Linked DNA regions of Mus musculus: region 1 is linked to region 2. The links are chromatin loops, found by intact Hi-C in ENCODE. Cell type or tissue: left cerebral cortex. All regions are shown on one strand.

The links. Peaks named below come from ENCODE experiments on the same cell type or tissue, not always from the same donor. Only the 100,000 strongest peaks of a DNase experiment are listed, where the experiment ranks them.
Region 1: it touches region 2 in a loop (2.5-fold over the local background); 10 of 42 quality-filtered maps call a loop at or near these places.

Annotation. Positions count from the first base shown.
Region 1 is chr6:70,603,673-70,611,672 of GRCm38, reverse strand. It overlaps Igk and Igkv3-7. Among named protein-coding and RNA genes, the nearest start is that of Gm46961, 110 kb to the left of the region's middle. In left cerebral cortex, no CTCF peak of the experiment used is centred here; a DNase peak (open chromatin) is centred at 3,724.
Region 2 is chr6:70,501,424-70,509,423 of GRCm38, reverse strand. It overlaps Igk. Among named protein-coding and RNA genes, the nearest start is that of Gm46961, 210 kb to the left of the region's middle. In left cerebral cortex, no CTCF peak of the experiment used is centred here; no DNase peak of the experiment used is centred here.

The sequences.
Region 1 (8,000 bases), 100 kb before region 2:
AAGGAGTTGGGGGCTCCCAGGTAGGTAGGAACTATGGCCTAGCTAATGAGGAGGAGGCCCTTACTAATCTCCACTATTCTTTAGTCTTTTGAACTCCAGCATTGGGATGTTACAGGAACTTTGAGACTCTGTGACTTCAAGTCATCTATTTTGATTTCTCATTCCTTCTAAGATTACAATTTTAGAGCATACTGTCTTTGATGAGGGAATGAAATGGGGTTCTTGAGATGAACATTGACTGGGATGTTAATGGAGGCATTGGAAATTTTTTCTCTGTGTCATTGAAAGACCTGGATTATTAGTTCTTCAACGAGGGACAAGCAAATAGCCTGCTATGCATCCACAAGACTAGTGGGATGGATTTTGGCCAGAATGTCTCTTTCTAGCAGAGGAGCTGTCATGCTTGGTTTCATTAAGTAGTTATGATAGAAGAGTAAATGTTTTACTATGAAGAACAGAGGTTGGGAGATATATGAAAGTAAAAGCTTTTCTGTGATGACTCATGGTATACTAAGAGAGGAGTTGAGAACCAGATTATGAAAAATAATTGAATACCCAGTTTCAGAATTTAGAAGGAGGTTCACCTCCTTCCCCTCAGTGCTCAGAATCATATGCAGCTCCTGGATGATCACGGTGTCTAAGCACCGAGAGCTCACAGCTTAAGAAATTAACAGTGCTGTTGGATCATTTGTGGGGAGGGGTCATGATGCAGAAAATTCTGCTACCAAAGATAGTCTAGTTCGAGTGTTCCCTCTATCACAGTGCATGGGTAATGGCAGTTTCCTTTGCTTGCAAGGGCACTCTTTCTTTTAATTTCTTGACTGTCATCAAATATAGCAGGTAATCTGTAAGGCTATTTAGAAATCCTTAGGCCTTCATGATTGTGAGGTCACTGCCAGGCTGTCACCTTATTCTGTTCTTTTTTGTTGTGCATTCTTCAGAGATCCATTATAAAAGACTGAAATGTCAGTCTTCAGGAGATTATTTAAGGTATGTATTAGTCCAAGGGCTAGTTCATATACCTTCCTTCTAATATCTGGGTTTATTTGTTTATAAATGTATTTGTTTAAATTAGTTTCCCTTTTACAGACTCCATAGAGAGAGATGAGTGGTGCATTAATGTGCCTCTGTGTTTTTTAAAGAAGCCAGAGTGTTTTCGCCCAAGGCTTCGACCTTTAGAAAACAATTTGGGGTAGATTAGATTTGATCTTGGCCCTTGTTAATCCCTTTAGAATATAAGCTTGAAAATATTTATCTTGCTGTTCCAAGAAAATACTGTCATGGACCCATTAAAGGATTTCTGAGGAACTGACCTCCTTTACTGTGGGTTCTCTTTCCCCTTCACAAAAGAACTGGCAAGCTGGACCATAGGATACAAGAAGGTCATCAGCATGAGATTAAGCATCCTAGAAACTACTTGTTTTCCTGGACTTATATTTGTCTGACATAGGACTAACATTATCTTCTTGTAGTTTATATTCATTAACAGGGTGCGGTTTTGGAAAGCTTCAGTATATTGGTCAGGGTCAACTGAAAATCTCTAAATCAGATTTAATTCGATTTAAGTTTTGAAATTTAAGGGGATTTACATTCTGGAGAGCAAAAGTTCACTTGACATTTCCCTGAAGTGGAAAGTAAAGGAGTTGAGGACCACTTGTAGGTGGTTGATTAGAGGAGGTGACCCTCAGAATGAACCTGGAGATAGTGGGCTGGGTCACTTGCAGGGGGCAAACAGAAGATCCCACATATGCTTCTCTCAGAGAAGCATTGAGCAGCACAGATGCAGTACTGGAGGAGGCTAGAAGGGTAGATTCCATGTAACAGTGACTGTCCATAGAGAATTAACTCTCCCAGGAAAGCAAAACATATTTACATAGAGGGGGTCTGAGATCATTTTCCAGCTCATGGCTGGATCGTTCTAGTTGGATGGTAGTATTATAATTAGTACTTCTCTTAGGAGGCCATTTTCTCTCTTTTCTAGTCTATTCGCACAGAAAACGATAGTATAGGAAAAAAGCACTTCTCCATTAGGGATATAGATCCAAGGACTATTTAGCACTTTAGAAAGGTCCAAGTTGATGAGAGCTCATTGCATCACTGCAAAGAGAAGGAAGGTATCCATTAAGTCCTCTCTTCCCCTGGATACCATGTATGGAATGTTCCCTGATGACACCTTATCTCAAACAATGTGGAATTTGAGGACCAACACCGTGTTGTTCTTTGTTATATTCACTCACATATTTCATACACCATACACAAAAGACAAAGAAAGAAAGAAAGATAGAAAAGAACAAAAGAAAAGGGTAGGAAGACATTGAACACAAATATAGAAACTTAAAAATGAAAAATATTTGATCAAGAGAAAAGGAAAATCAATAAATCTGATATTAAAACTTAATTTGGAGATGGACACAGAGATAGTGGAACAAATTAAGGAAATAACTGTAGCATAGCCTATGTTTCTAAGAAACTATAGTAGGCTGTTTGTGAGGGCAAGCAAATAAATGCAATTGGAGAATAAACACACTGGCATGAGAATGTCAGCCTGTATCTTAAAGATTAACTGACAAACTTGACTACTCAATGCTCTTTTTAACTTAAATGAAGGACAACTATGCTTCCATCAAGTCTTCCATTGCTTTAGGGAAAAAGGGGTTACTAAATCTAAAGGAGTACCTTATAGATGGCAGATCAGAGGTGAATAAATGAGTTAGCAGTTCAGAGCACTACTTGTTCTTGCAGAATTCCCCAGTTTGTTTTCCAGCTCACATCAACTACCTCAAAACCTCCTGTATCTCAGGCTCCCTGGTATCTGATGCCCTCTTCTGACTTCTATGAGCACTCACACTTGCACCCCTCCCCCATATACACAATTTAAAATGAAAATAAATGATTAAAGGAAAAGAAATAGTACCCAAGGCTGGCACGGTTGCTCCGTTGCTCACCCTGTCCCAGGAAGCACGCTCACAGAAGACTGATGACGTGAGTGTGGTTCCCAGACTGGACCTGGTGGAAAGAAAGAACTAAATTCTTCAGGTTATCCTTTCATAGACACATACACACACACACACACACACACACACACACACACACACACACACACACACTCCCACACCATACACAAACACACTCCCACATACACATACACACACACACACAAACATACACACACAAACATAACACAGTAAGTATCTTAGATTAACACTATTTTTCAGTGATATAATTTGTATTTCTTAACCCTTTCTATCTGCAGAATTATAAATAAGAGACAGTAAATCCTCAGTGACTGGAAAGTCAATGGAGGATGCTGAGGATGTTGGGAATAGACAGAAATGTGGTCAGAGAGTAAGGGGAGAGGGAAAATTATCCAAACATAAATATGTGTTAATAAAAATTTAAATGACAAAAACATTTAAAACAATCATATATTTTGTTGGGAAATAATTAAATTAGAAAGCATGAAGGATGGGACACACATACATATCTGTTCATAAGACTTGTATCATTGTTTGAGATATTTTTCCAAACAAGCCTATAGCTCTGTTTTGAGATGTTAGAGAGTAAGAGAGAACTGAGAGACTGAGCCTCAGTGAGCTGCAACCCCAGGAGGTTTTTGTTCAGCCCTGGAGCACTGTGGGAGGAATCTCCCAACTGTGCTGACAGTAATATGTTGCAGTATCCTCCTCCTCCACAGGATGGATGTTGAGGGTGAAGTCTGTCCCAGACCCACTGCCACTGAACCTGGCAGGGACCCCAGATTCTAGGTTGGATGCATACTTGATGAGGAGTTTGGGTGGCTGTCCTGGTTTCTGTTGGTACCAGTGCATATAACTATAGCTAGATGTACTGACACTTTGGCTGGCCCTGCATGAGATGGTGGCCCTCTGCCCCAGAGATACAGCTAAGGAAGCAGGAGACTGTGTCAGCACAATGTCACCAGTGGAACCTGGAATGATAAACACAAAGATTATTTTTATATATCTTTAAAAGCCTTCACAGCAGAGGACCTTTTCATTTAAATTTTTAAGAATAATTTTGGACATCACTCTGAGAAAATGGAAAATTCAGGGGACTGGGGAAACTTAAAACCAGTGACAAATGCCCTAATTATAGTGATCAAGAACAGAGAGGCATGGAGCATCATAATGGCCACAGAGGTTGCTCATAACACTTATCTGTACCCTCACCTGGAACCCAGAGCAGCAGCACCCATAGCAGGAGTGTGTCTGTCTCCATCTCTGAGAGCTAGAAGAGAGGATGCTTCTTAGCTTCCTGGCAGCTGCCCTTAAAGAATTCTGGGATGTTGTATAATGACTCCATATGCAAATCAGCTCAGCAGAGTGTATACTGTTGGTCAAAGGGCACCTGCTCCTCTTTCACCCACAGGGAGTTGGTTTCAGCAGAAAACGTACTAGAGCATCACATGTGTCTTAAAGGACCCTTCTAAATACAGGTCTTTTTTGAGACACGATTTCTCTATCTATTCTTGGTTGTCCTGTAGCTCACACTGTAGACCAGATCCTCTTGTATCTGCCTCTTGAGTGCTGGCATTAAAAGTTTGTACCACACCACCCAGGTTTTCCTTGTAGTCTACTCTATTAAATATTTACCCTCTAGCCTTTTTGAGGTGTGAGGCAGGGTAGTGCTTTGTGGCTGAATTATATAGAGAATGTAAGTTATTTCAAGAACTTTATCTCTCAATTTTTACACACTCAAATTAAAGCATTATCTGAAAGGGAATAGAGAAAAATGATTCAATGAAGAAAAGTAACATAATTCTTGGCATGCTACCTTATTTTTTTAGATCCATGTTTTAGAATTGTGTGTATGATGTGTCTTTTTATGCTTGTATATTTGTTCATGTTCATATTTGAAGGCAACTTCTCTGGCCATGGTATGTTGGTCAAGATCAGAAGACAAGTTTGAGTGTAGATCTGAAGCAAGGAACAGATGAAATGCTTTTTAGGCTAGACTCTTGTGGGGATTCTCTTGTTTCCTTTCATCTATCATCTTGCCACAACATTACTCGAAATACAGTCCATGCTGGTGCTACATATGACTTTTTGTGGGTACCTGGGATGTGAGCCAGGTCCTCACATCTATGTGATAAGCACTTTGCCCACAGAGCAACCCTGTCAGCCGATTGTCTTCAGGTAAACCAGTGAGAGGAATGCTTTTTTACTGAACAGAAATAATACTGCAAGAAATGTAGGAGTTCAAAAATGAAGAAAAGAAACATGTAAAGAAGATGTGTCCAGATACTTCATTTTTGAAAACATCCAAGATTATTAAAAGAGAGATATCTTTTGTTTTGTCATGGCGATAAAAAGCTAATGAATATAATTCACTATTCTTTTCCCAAGAATTTGTAAGATAGACAGATAGATGAACAGATAAATAGAAAAAGAAGTGAATATTTCTTCATATCCTCAGATTGCTGCCTCCTTTCTAGGTTTAATTAGTCAGAAGGATGGATTCCTAGCAAGATTTTAAGATGTGATGTGACACTGTAGTATTTTAATTAAGCAACAAAATAAAGTTGTAAGCATCGTTATGATACTTACAACTTATGATAAGAAGGAACAGTAAGAAGCACTTAAATCTGAAGAATAGGAAGAAAGGAGGAAGGCAAGAAGGAAGAAGAGGAAAAGAAGGACCAGTGAAGAGGAAAGGAGAAAGAATGAGAAAGAAAGGAGTGATCTAAGAGGGAGGATGAAGGAAAGATTGGCAATTTTCTCGTCTTTAGCTTACGCACACTATTCCTTTTTTCAGGTCTCTGCAATCTAGAGATGGATCCTTTTGTTTCATTATGCACATTCACTGTACTGAATCAGCTACAGTTCAAAGATGAGATAAACAGGGCAAAACAAACACACAATCCATGATATTAAGTTCTTCTTCATATTTTACCTTCCTTTTTGAGGTATGCTTAATTTTAGTTGATTTTTGTATTCAAAATTAGAATGTTGACCTGTTATAACGTGGGAAGTTGGGCGATATTTCTCATTTATGCCCAGAATAAAAACTACCTCTATATTATGCAATATATATTATCCATGCCAAGGGCCATACATTTTAAATATCCCCATATCTTATAATTATTACCTTAAGGCTGGTTATTGTTGGTGGAAGACAATAATAAATATTTCTGATGTTATTCTACTGATTCTATGAGCTGCCCCCATAGCTCTTGATGCTCTTGCCTTGCCTTGTATATAGCATCAAGAACTGCACTTCTGCTAGGTATGAAGATGCACTCTAGTATTCCAAACATGTAACAAGCTGAGACAGGAGGATCTTGAGATTGCAGCTCTCTAGGACACATAAGTTGGGTTACACAGATGACCAAATCTTCTGCCCAGCTCCAAACCCACATTTTCATCTATTTTTGCTCATAGTCCTGCTAATACATATTATTATTTATAACATCTTTTCTCTCTCTCTCTCTCTCTCTTTTTAAAATTAACTTCTAACTTAGCTTTCTATTCATTTATATTGGTACTTTTCCTTCAGTGCAGCAGAACGGCCCTCTCACCATGAAAGGAAATCTTCTGTCCTTAAATCCTGATGGTGGAATAACACTTGGCTCATATATTTGTACATGTCAGGCTTAAGAATTCTATAGGGCTTAACACAGAGTCATGGTTCAATTCTTGCTTTTTTTTTGTTGGTTTTTTTTTTGTTTTTTGTTTGTTTTGTTTTTTTTAAATTAAACCTCAAAGTAGTTTTAATTTTTACTTCCTTGATAGATAAGAAAGTTTAACTCTTTTAAAAAAATATTTACTTGCTATTTCTATTTCTTCTTTTGAGTAGCACCAGCTAAGTTCTTTTTTTTAAATTGATATTTTATTTTATTTACATTTCAAACGTTATCTACTTTCCAGGTTTCCCCTCTCTAAACCCTCTATCCCATTCTCCCCTTACCCTGCTTTGAGGGTGTTCCTCCAACAACCTACCCACTCCTGCCTCACTGCCTTAGCATTCCTCTACAGTGGGGCATTAAGTTTTCACAGGTCCAAAGGTCTCCCCTCCCATTATGCCAGGTAAGACCCCTTCAGCTCCTTCAGTCTTTTCCCTAACTCCTCCATTACAGTCGATATGCTCATTTGGATGGTCGGCTGTGAGCATCCACATCTGTATTTGTCAGGATCTGGCAGAGCCTCTGAGGAGACAGCTGTGTCAGTCTCCTGTCAGCAAGAACTTCCTGGCATCAGCAATAGTGCTTGGGTTTGGTGTTTGCATGTGGGATGGATCCCCAGGTTGGGTAGTCTCTGGATATCCTTTCCTTCAATCCCTGCTGTACTCTTGTCCCTGTATTTCCATTAGACAGGAACAATTCCGGGTTAAAAATTTTTATATGGGTGGGTGGCCCCATCCCTCAACTAGGGGGGGCATGCCTAACCTCTAGATATGGTTTTGACAGGTTCTCCCTCCCCTTTGTAGGGTATTTCAGTTAATGTCATCCCTGTGAAGTCCTGGAACCTCTTACTTTCCTGGCATCTAGAACCTTTTGGTTGCTACACCCACTCTCCTCTCCCCTATTGCTATATAACTCTGTTCAATCTTCTGTCTCTCTGTACATCTCCTCAATTTCTTCCCATACCTGATTCTTCACCTCTATCCCCCCTCCCCATCTTCTCTTTCTCTCAATTCCCTCCCAACCTCTCCTTCCCTTTATTATTTTGTCCCCCCTTCTAAGTAGGACTGAGGCAACCATTCTTTGGTCTTTCTTCTTCTTGATTTTCCTGTGGTCTGTGAGTCTATTCCATGCTCTTTGCCTAATATCTACTCATCAGTGAGTATGTACCATGTGTGTTCTTTTGTTAGTGATTTACCTCACTCAGGATGATATTTTCTAGATTCATCCACTTTTCTGCTAATTTCATCAAGTAGTTGTTTTTAATAGCTGATTAAGCCTTCCCATTGCCATCTGCACCCTGAAGCTAATGCTCTTCCACAGCCCTCTGTATACAGGACCCACCAGGAGAGAGCTGGTCTCA
Region 2 (8,000 bases):
GATTTTATAGTATTCCAGAATTGATTCAAATAATTTTAGGAAGTTAGTTGTGAGAGATGGTTTTAGTTGTTTTGCCAGAAATATATACAGTTAGAATCAAGAGTAAAATGTGCCCATTCCTCTTAAAAGAGTAAGTAAACACTGCATAATAAGAAATACAACGAGCTTTCATAAATTAAAACTAAAAAGTGATATAGGCTTGGGACAAATTTGTGTTCAAGGAAAAAACATTCCTCTCCAAGTATATAGTCACAGGTGTGCACTATGATAAGGCAAGGCCATGCAAAAAACTCTTGCTTTGAATTTATAATGAGGTTATAGAATGAAACCCTGCCTTGAACTTGTTATTGATTCTTGATTTTTGATATTGTTCTGTTAAGTCCTCTGTGTAACATTTTAGCTATGAGATAATTCTTTCTTACATAGAGGACTTTTTGTCTAGAAACATAAAAAGCTGAAAGTAATAATAAAAGGTGGTGCAGACATTTCTGCTTCATCCCATGTGAGTGTTGTCTGTGCCAGTGCCTTCTTTCTTTCCTTTTCTCAAAAGAGCACATATGATATGCTCTCACTGATAAGTGGATATTAGCCCAGAAGCTCAGAATTCTTCTTAGAAGGGGGGAACCAAATATCCATGGAAGATGTTAAATAGACACAGTTCAGAGCATAGACTGAAGGAACAACCATCCTGAAACTGCCCCACTTGGGGATCCATCCCATAAACAACCACCAAACCCAGACACTATGGCAGATGCCAATAAGTGCTTGCTGACAGGAGCCTGATATAGCTGTCTCCTGAAGGGCTCTGCCAGTGCCTGGGAAATACAGAAGTGGATGGTTACAATCATCCATTGGATGGAGCACAGGGTTCCCAATGAAGGAGCTAGAGAAAGTACTCAAGGAGCTGAAGTGTTTGAAGCACCATAGGAGGAACTTCAGTATAAACTAATCAGTACCCCCAGAGCTCCTTGGAAGTAAACCACCAATCAAAGAAAACACATGGTGGAACTTCTGGCTCTAGCTATATATGTAGCAGAGGATGGCCTAGTCTGTCATCAATGGGAGGAGAGGCCCTCAGTCCTGTGAAGGTTCTATGCCCCAGTGTAGTGAAATGACAGGATGAGGAATGGGAGTGGGTTGGTTGGGGAGCAGGGGGAGGGGGAGGGGATAGGGGATTTTCTGAATGGAAACTAGGAAAGGGGATAACATTTAAAATGTAAATAAAGAAAATATATAATAATTATTTAAAAAATAAAAAAGAAAATTTAATTTAAACTAATATATATTAATACACACACACACACACACACACACATACACACACACACACACACACACACAAGTACAGACATATAGGTTTTATAGGTAGTTAAACATGCCTTCTTAGGACTTTTCCAGACACCCTTTCTGTTATTTTCTTCTCTGTTTTCCTTCTATATTTCTCACTCTACACCTAGTTAAAATACCTAATTTTCACCTTGAATCACTTAACTTCTCCTACCTATTGTTTCCTTTTCCCAGAGATGTATTTATTTAATTGTTTGAGTGTTATATTTGCATGTAAGCCTGCATATCAGAAAAGGGCAAAGAATTACATCATAGATGGTTGTGTTTGCTGGGAATTGAACTTAGGACCTCTACAAGACCTGTTAGTTCTCTTAGTGTTCTTAACCACTAAGCCATATCTCCAGCCATCCGATTTTTACCTTCATAGTTTCTTCAGTTACTCTAGGTTATATACTTGAATGTGGATTTGGAACTAGGAGTTTCTGATGAGAGAATATGTGCTGTTTGTCTTTCTGGTTGTGGGTTACCTCACTCAATATGACCTTTACTAGTTCCTTCAATTACCTTCAAATATTATTTTTTATGACTGAATAATAATAATATTTCATAGTGTCTATGGGCAAAATTATCCATTTGTCTGTTAAAGTACATTTTGGTTGTTTTCAATGAACTTTATGTGGAACAGGGGGTTGGTAGATTCCTTTAGGCTTATGGAAAGAATGTAATGGCAGGGTCATATGATAGATTATGATAGATTTATTTCATAGTTTTATGTGGTTTTCCACATTGATTTACAGAGTGCCTAGACTAGTTTCCAACCCTCCCACCAGTGGATGAGGGTCCCCTTTCCCCATATCATTTGAGGTTAGTTGTTTCCTTGATCTTTGCCACTCTAACTGGGGCAAGATGAAATCTCAAAGTTGTTTTTAACTTACATTTTTCTAATCTCTGGGAATAAAGCTTAAAGATATCTCTTACCCATTGTTATCTCTAGTTTTGAGGACGCTTCAGATAACAAGCCAATTTTTGGAATGAGCTATTTGGGTTTGTTTGTTATATTCTTTTACTTTTTTTTTTTTTTTTTTTTTTTTTTTATTGAGCGCTTTGTTCTGGATTTTAGTCCTCTGTTAGACATTTACCTGGCAAAAATTCTCTCCTTCTCTGTGGGTTTCTTCTCATCCTGACTATGTTATCTTTAGCAATCTTGGGAATTTTTAATTTCATGATGTTTCACTAGTTAATAGCTGACTTTAACTTTTGGACAACTGAAGTCTTATTCAGAAGTCCTTTCTACACTTATATCACTTAGAGTACTGCCTTTGCTTTGCTGTAGAAGTTTCAGTTTTTCAGTTTTCAGTCTTTGATCTATTTGAAGTTAGTTTTGTGGAAGGTGATAGATATGGGCTTAATTTCATTCTTAAATATTCTCTCTCTTGCACACACACACACACACACACACACACACACACACACACACACACACACACATTGAGGAGAAAGTTGGCAAAATCGAGAGCTTTAATTGTGGGTCCAATTGGTTAAAAATCAGTTTATGTTACTCACTTAATTTCTTTAGAGATCTTGACTAAAATTTTGTTCACTTCAAAAAGATGACATCTTGCAAAAAAGAAAATATAGGACTTGGACTCCCTTGGAACACACAAATGGAAAAAGTACAAACATAAATCCCAGGAAGGGACTCCTTTTTTTGTTATTACATTACATTTCCAATGCCATCCCAAAAGTCCCCCCCACAACCCCCCCCACTTCCCTAACCACCCATTCCCATTTTTTTGGCCCTGGCGTTCCACTGTACTTGGGCATATAAAGTTTGCAAGTCCAATGGGCCTCTCTTTCCAGTGATGGCTGACTAAGCCATCTTTTGATACATATGCAGCTACAGTCAAGAGCTCCGGGGTACTGGTTAGTTCATAATGTTGTTCCACCTATAGAGTTGCAGTTCCCTTTAGCTCCTTGGGTAATTTCTCTAGCTCCTCCATTGGGGGCCGTGTGACCCATCCAATAGCTGACTGTGATCATCCACTTCTGTGTTTGCTAGGCCCCGGCATAGTCTCACAAGAGAGAGCTATATCTGGGTCCTTTCAGCAAAATCTTGCTAGTGTATGCAATGGTGTCAGCATTTGGAAGCTGATTATGGGATGGATCCCTGCATATGGTAATCACTAGATGGTCCATCCTTTCGTCACAGCTCCAAATTTTGTCTCTGTAAATTCTTCCATGGGTGTTTTGTTCCCAATTCTAAGAAAGGGTAAAGTGTCCACACTTTGGTCTTCGTTCTTCTTGAATTTCATGTGTTTGGCAAGTTGTATCTTATATCTTGGGTATCCTAAGTTTCTGGGCTAATATCCACTTATCAGTGAATACATATTGTGTGAGTTCCTTTGTGATTGGGTTACTTCACTCAGGATGATACCCTCCAGGTCCATCCATTTGCCTAGGAATTTCATAAATTCATTTTTTTAATAGCTGAGTAGTATTCCATTTTGTAAATGTACCACATTTTCTGTATCCATTCCTTTGTTGAGGGGCATCTGGGTTCGTTCCAGCTTCTGGCTATTATAAACAAGGCTGCTATGAACATAGTGGAGCATGTGTTCTTCTTACCGGTTGGGACATCTTCTGGATATATGCCCAGGAGAGGTATTGCGGGATCCTCCAGTAGTACTATGTCCAATTTTCTGAGGAACCGCCAGACTGATTTCCAGAGTGGTTGTACAAGCTTGCAATCCCACCAAAAATGGAGGAGTGTTCCCCTTTCTCCACATCCTCGCCAACATCTGCTGTCACCTGAGTTTTTGATCTTAGCCATTCTGACTGGAGTGAAGTGGAATCTAGGTGTTGTTTTGATTTGCATTTCCCTGATGATTAAGGATGTTGAACATTTTTTTAGGTGCTTCTCTGCCATTCGGTATTCCTCAGGTGAGAATTCTTTGTTTAGCTCTGAGCCCCATTTTTTAATGGGGTTATTTGATTTTCTGGAGTCCACCTTCTTGAATTCTTTATATATATTGGATATTAGTCCCCTATCTGATTTGGGATAGGAAAAGATCCTTTTCCAATCTGTTGGTGGCCTTTTTGTCTTATTGACGGTGTCTTTTCCTTTGCAGAAGCTTTGCAATTTTATGAGGTCTCATTTATCAATTCTTGATCTTACAGCACAAGCCATTGCTGTTCTATTCAGGAATTTTTCCCCTGTACCCATATCTTCGAGGCTTTTCCCTACTTTCTCCTCTATAAGTTTCAGTGTCTCTGGTTTTATGTGAAGTTCCTTGATCCACTTAGATTTGACCTTAGTACAAGGAGATAGGAATGGATCAATTCACATTCTTCTACATGATAACAACCAGTAGTGCCAGCACCAATTGTTGAAAATGCTGTCTTTCCTCCACTGGATGGTTTTAGCTCCCTTGTCAAGGTCAAGTGATCATAGGTGTGTGGGTTCATTTCTGGGTCTTCACTTCTATTCCATTGGTCTACTTGTCTGTCAGTATACCAGTACCATGCAGTTTTTTATCACAATTGCTCTGTAGTAAAGCTTTAGATCAGGCATGGTGATTCCTCCAGAGGTTCTTTTATCTTTGAGAAGAGTTTTTGCTATCCTAGGCTTTTTGTTATTCCAGATGAATTTGCAGATTTCTCATACTAAATCATTGAAGAATTGAGTTGGAATTTTGATGGGGATTGCATTGAATCTGTAGATTGCTTTTGGCAAGATAGCCATTTTTACAATGTTGATCCTGCCAATCCATGAGCATGGGAGATCTTTCCATCTTCTGAGATCTTCTTTAATTTTTTTCTTCAGAGACTTGAAGTTTTTATTATACAGATCTTTCAATTCCTTAGTTAGAGTCACGCCAAGATATTTTATATTATTTGTGACTATTGAGAAGGGTGTTGTTTCCCTAATTTCTTTCTCAGCCTGTTTATTCTTTGTGTAGAGAAAGGCCATTGACTTGTTTGAGTTAATTTTATATCCAGCTACTTCACTGAAGCTTTTATTAGGTTTAGGAGTTCTCAGGTGGAATTTTTAGGGTCACTTATATATACTATCATATCATCTGCAAAAAGTGATATTTTGACTTCATCTTTTCCAATTTGTATCCCCTTGATCTCCTTTTGTTGTCAAATTGCTCTGGCTAGGAATTCAAGTACAATGTTGAATAGGTATGGAGAGAGTGGACTGCCTTGTCTAGTCCCTGATTTTAGTGGGATTGCTTCAAGCTTCTCACCATTTATTTTGATGTTGGCTCCTGGTTTGCTGTAGATTGCTTTTATCATGTTTAGGTATGGGCCTTGAATTCCTGATCTTTCGAAGACTTTTATCACGAATGGGTGTTGGATCTTGTCGAATGCTTTTTCCGCATCTAACGAGATGATCATGTGGTTTTTGTCTTTGGGTTTGTTTATATATTGGATTACATTGATGGATTTCAGTATATTAAACCATCACTGCATCCCTGGAATAAAACCTACTTGGTCAGGATGGATGATTGCTTTAATGTGTTCTTGGATTCGGTTAGCGAGAATTTTATTGAGCATTTTTGCATCAATATTAATAAGGGAAAATAGTCTGAAGTTCTCTATCTTTGTTGGACCTTTTTGTGGTTTAGGTATAAGAGTAATTGTGGGTTTGTAGAATGAGTTGGGTAGAGTTCCTTCTACTTCTATTTTGTGGAATAGTTTGTGCAGTACTGAAATTTGATCTTATTTGAAGGCCTGGTAGAACTCTGCACTAAACCCATCTGGTCCTGGGCTTTTTTTGGGTGGGATACTATTAATGACTGCTTGTATTTCTTTAGGGGATATGGGACTGTTTAGATCGTTAACTTGATCCTGATTTAACTTTTGTACCTGGTATCTATCTAAAATTTGTCCATTCCAACCAGGTTTTCCAGTTTTGTTGAGTATAGCCTTTTGTAGAAGGAACTGATGGTGTTTTGGATTTCTTCAGGATCTGCTGTTATGTCTCCCTTTTCATTTCTGATTTTGTTAATTAGGTTGTTGTCCCTGTGCCCTCTAGTGAGTCTAGCTAAGGGTTTATCTATCTTGTTGATTTTCTCAAAGAACCAACTCCTCGTTTGGTTAATTATTTGAATAGTTCTTCTTGTTTCCACTTGCTTGATTTCACCCCTGAGTTTGATTATTTCCTGCTGTCTACTCCTCTTGGGTGAATTTTCTTCCTTTTTTTTTCCTAGAGCTTTTAGGTGTGTTGTGAAGCTGCTAGTGTGTGCTCTCTCTGGTTTCTTTTTGGAGGCACTCAGAGCTATGAGTTTCCCTCTTAGAAATGCTTTCATTGTGTCCCATAGGTTTGGGTATGTTGTGGCTTCATTTTCACTAAACTCTAAAAAGTCTTTAATTTCTTCCTTTATTCCTTCCTTGACCAAGGTATCATTGAGAAGAGTGTTATTCAGTTTCCACGTGAATGTTGGCTTTTTATTATTTATGTTGTTATTGAAGATCAGCCTTTATCCAATGTGGTCTGATAGTATGCATGGGACAATTTCAATATTTTTGTATCTGTTGAGGCCTGTTTTGTGACCAATTATATGGTCAATTTTGGAGAAGGTCCCGTGAGGTTCTGAGAAGAAGGTATATCCTTTTGTTTTAGGATAAAATGTTCTGTAGATATCTGTTAAGTCCATTTGTTTCATAACTTCTGTTAGTTTCACTGTGTCCCTGTTTAGTTTCTGTTTCCACGATCTGTCCATTGATGAAAGTGGTGTGTTGAAGTCTCCCACTATTATTGTGTGAGGTGCAATGTGTGCTTTGAGCTTTACTAAAGTGTCTTTTATGAATGTGGCTGCCCTTGCATTTGGAGCATAGATATTCAGAAATGCAAGTTCCTCTTGGAGGATTTTATCTTTGATGAGTATGAAGTGTCCCTCCTGATAACTTTGGGTTGGAAGTCGATTTTATTCGATATCAGAATGGCTACTCCAGCTTGTTTCTTCTGACCATTTGCTTGGAAAATTGTTTTCCAGCCTTTCACTCTGAGGTAGTGTCTGTCTTATTCCCTGAGATGTGTTTCCTGTAAGCAGCAGAATGTTGGGTCCTGTTTGTGTAGCTAGTCTGTTAATCTATGTCTTTTTTTGGGGAATTGAGTTCATTGATATTAAGAGATATTAAGGAAAAGTAATTGTTGCTTCCTTTTATTTTTCTTGTTAAGAGTTGGCATTCTGTTCTTGTGGCAGTCTTCTTTTTGGTTTGTTGAGGAATTACTTTCTTGTTTTTTCTAGGGCGTGATTTCCGTCCTTGTATTTTTTTTTTCTGTTATTATTCTTTGAAGGGCTGGATTCGTGGAAAGATAATGTGTGAATTTGGTTTTGTCTTGGAATAATTTGGTTTCTCCATTTATGGTAATTGAGATGTGGCCGGGTATAGTAGCCTGGGCTGGCATTTGTGTTCCCTTAGTGTCTGTATAGCATCTGTCCAGGATCTTCTGGCTTTCATAGTCTCTGGTGAAAAATCTGGTGTAATTCTGATAGGCCTGCCTTTATATGTTACTTGACCTTTCTCCCTTACTGCTTTTAATATTCTATCTTTATTTAGTGCATTTGTTGTTCTGATTATTATGTGTCGGGAGGAATTTCTTTTCTGGTCCAGTCTATTTGGTGTTCTGTAGGCTTCTTGTATGATCATGGGCTTCTCTTTCTTTAGGTTTGGGAAGTTTTCATCTATTATTTTGTTGAAGA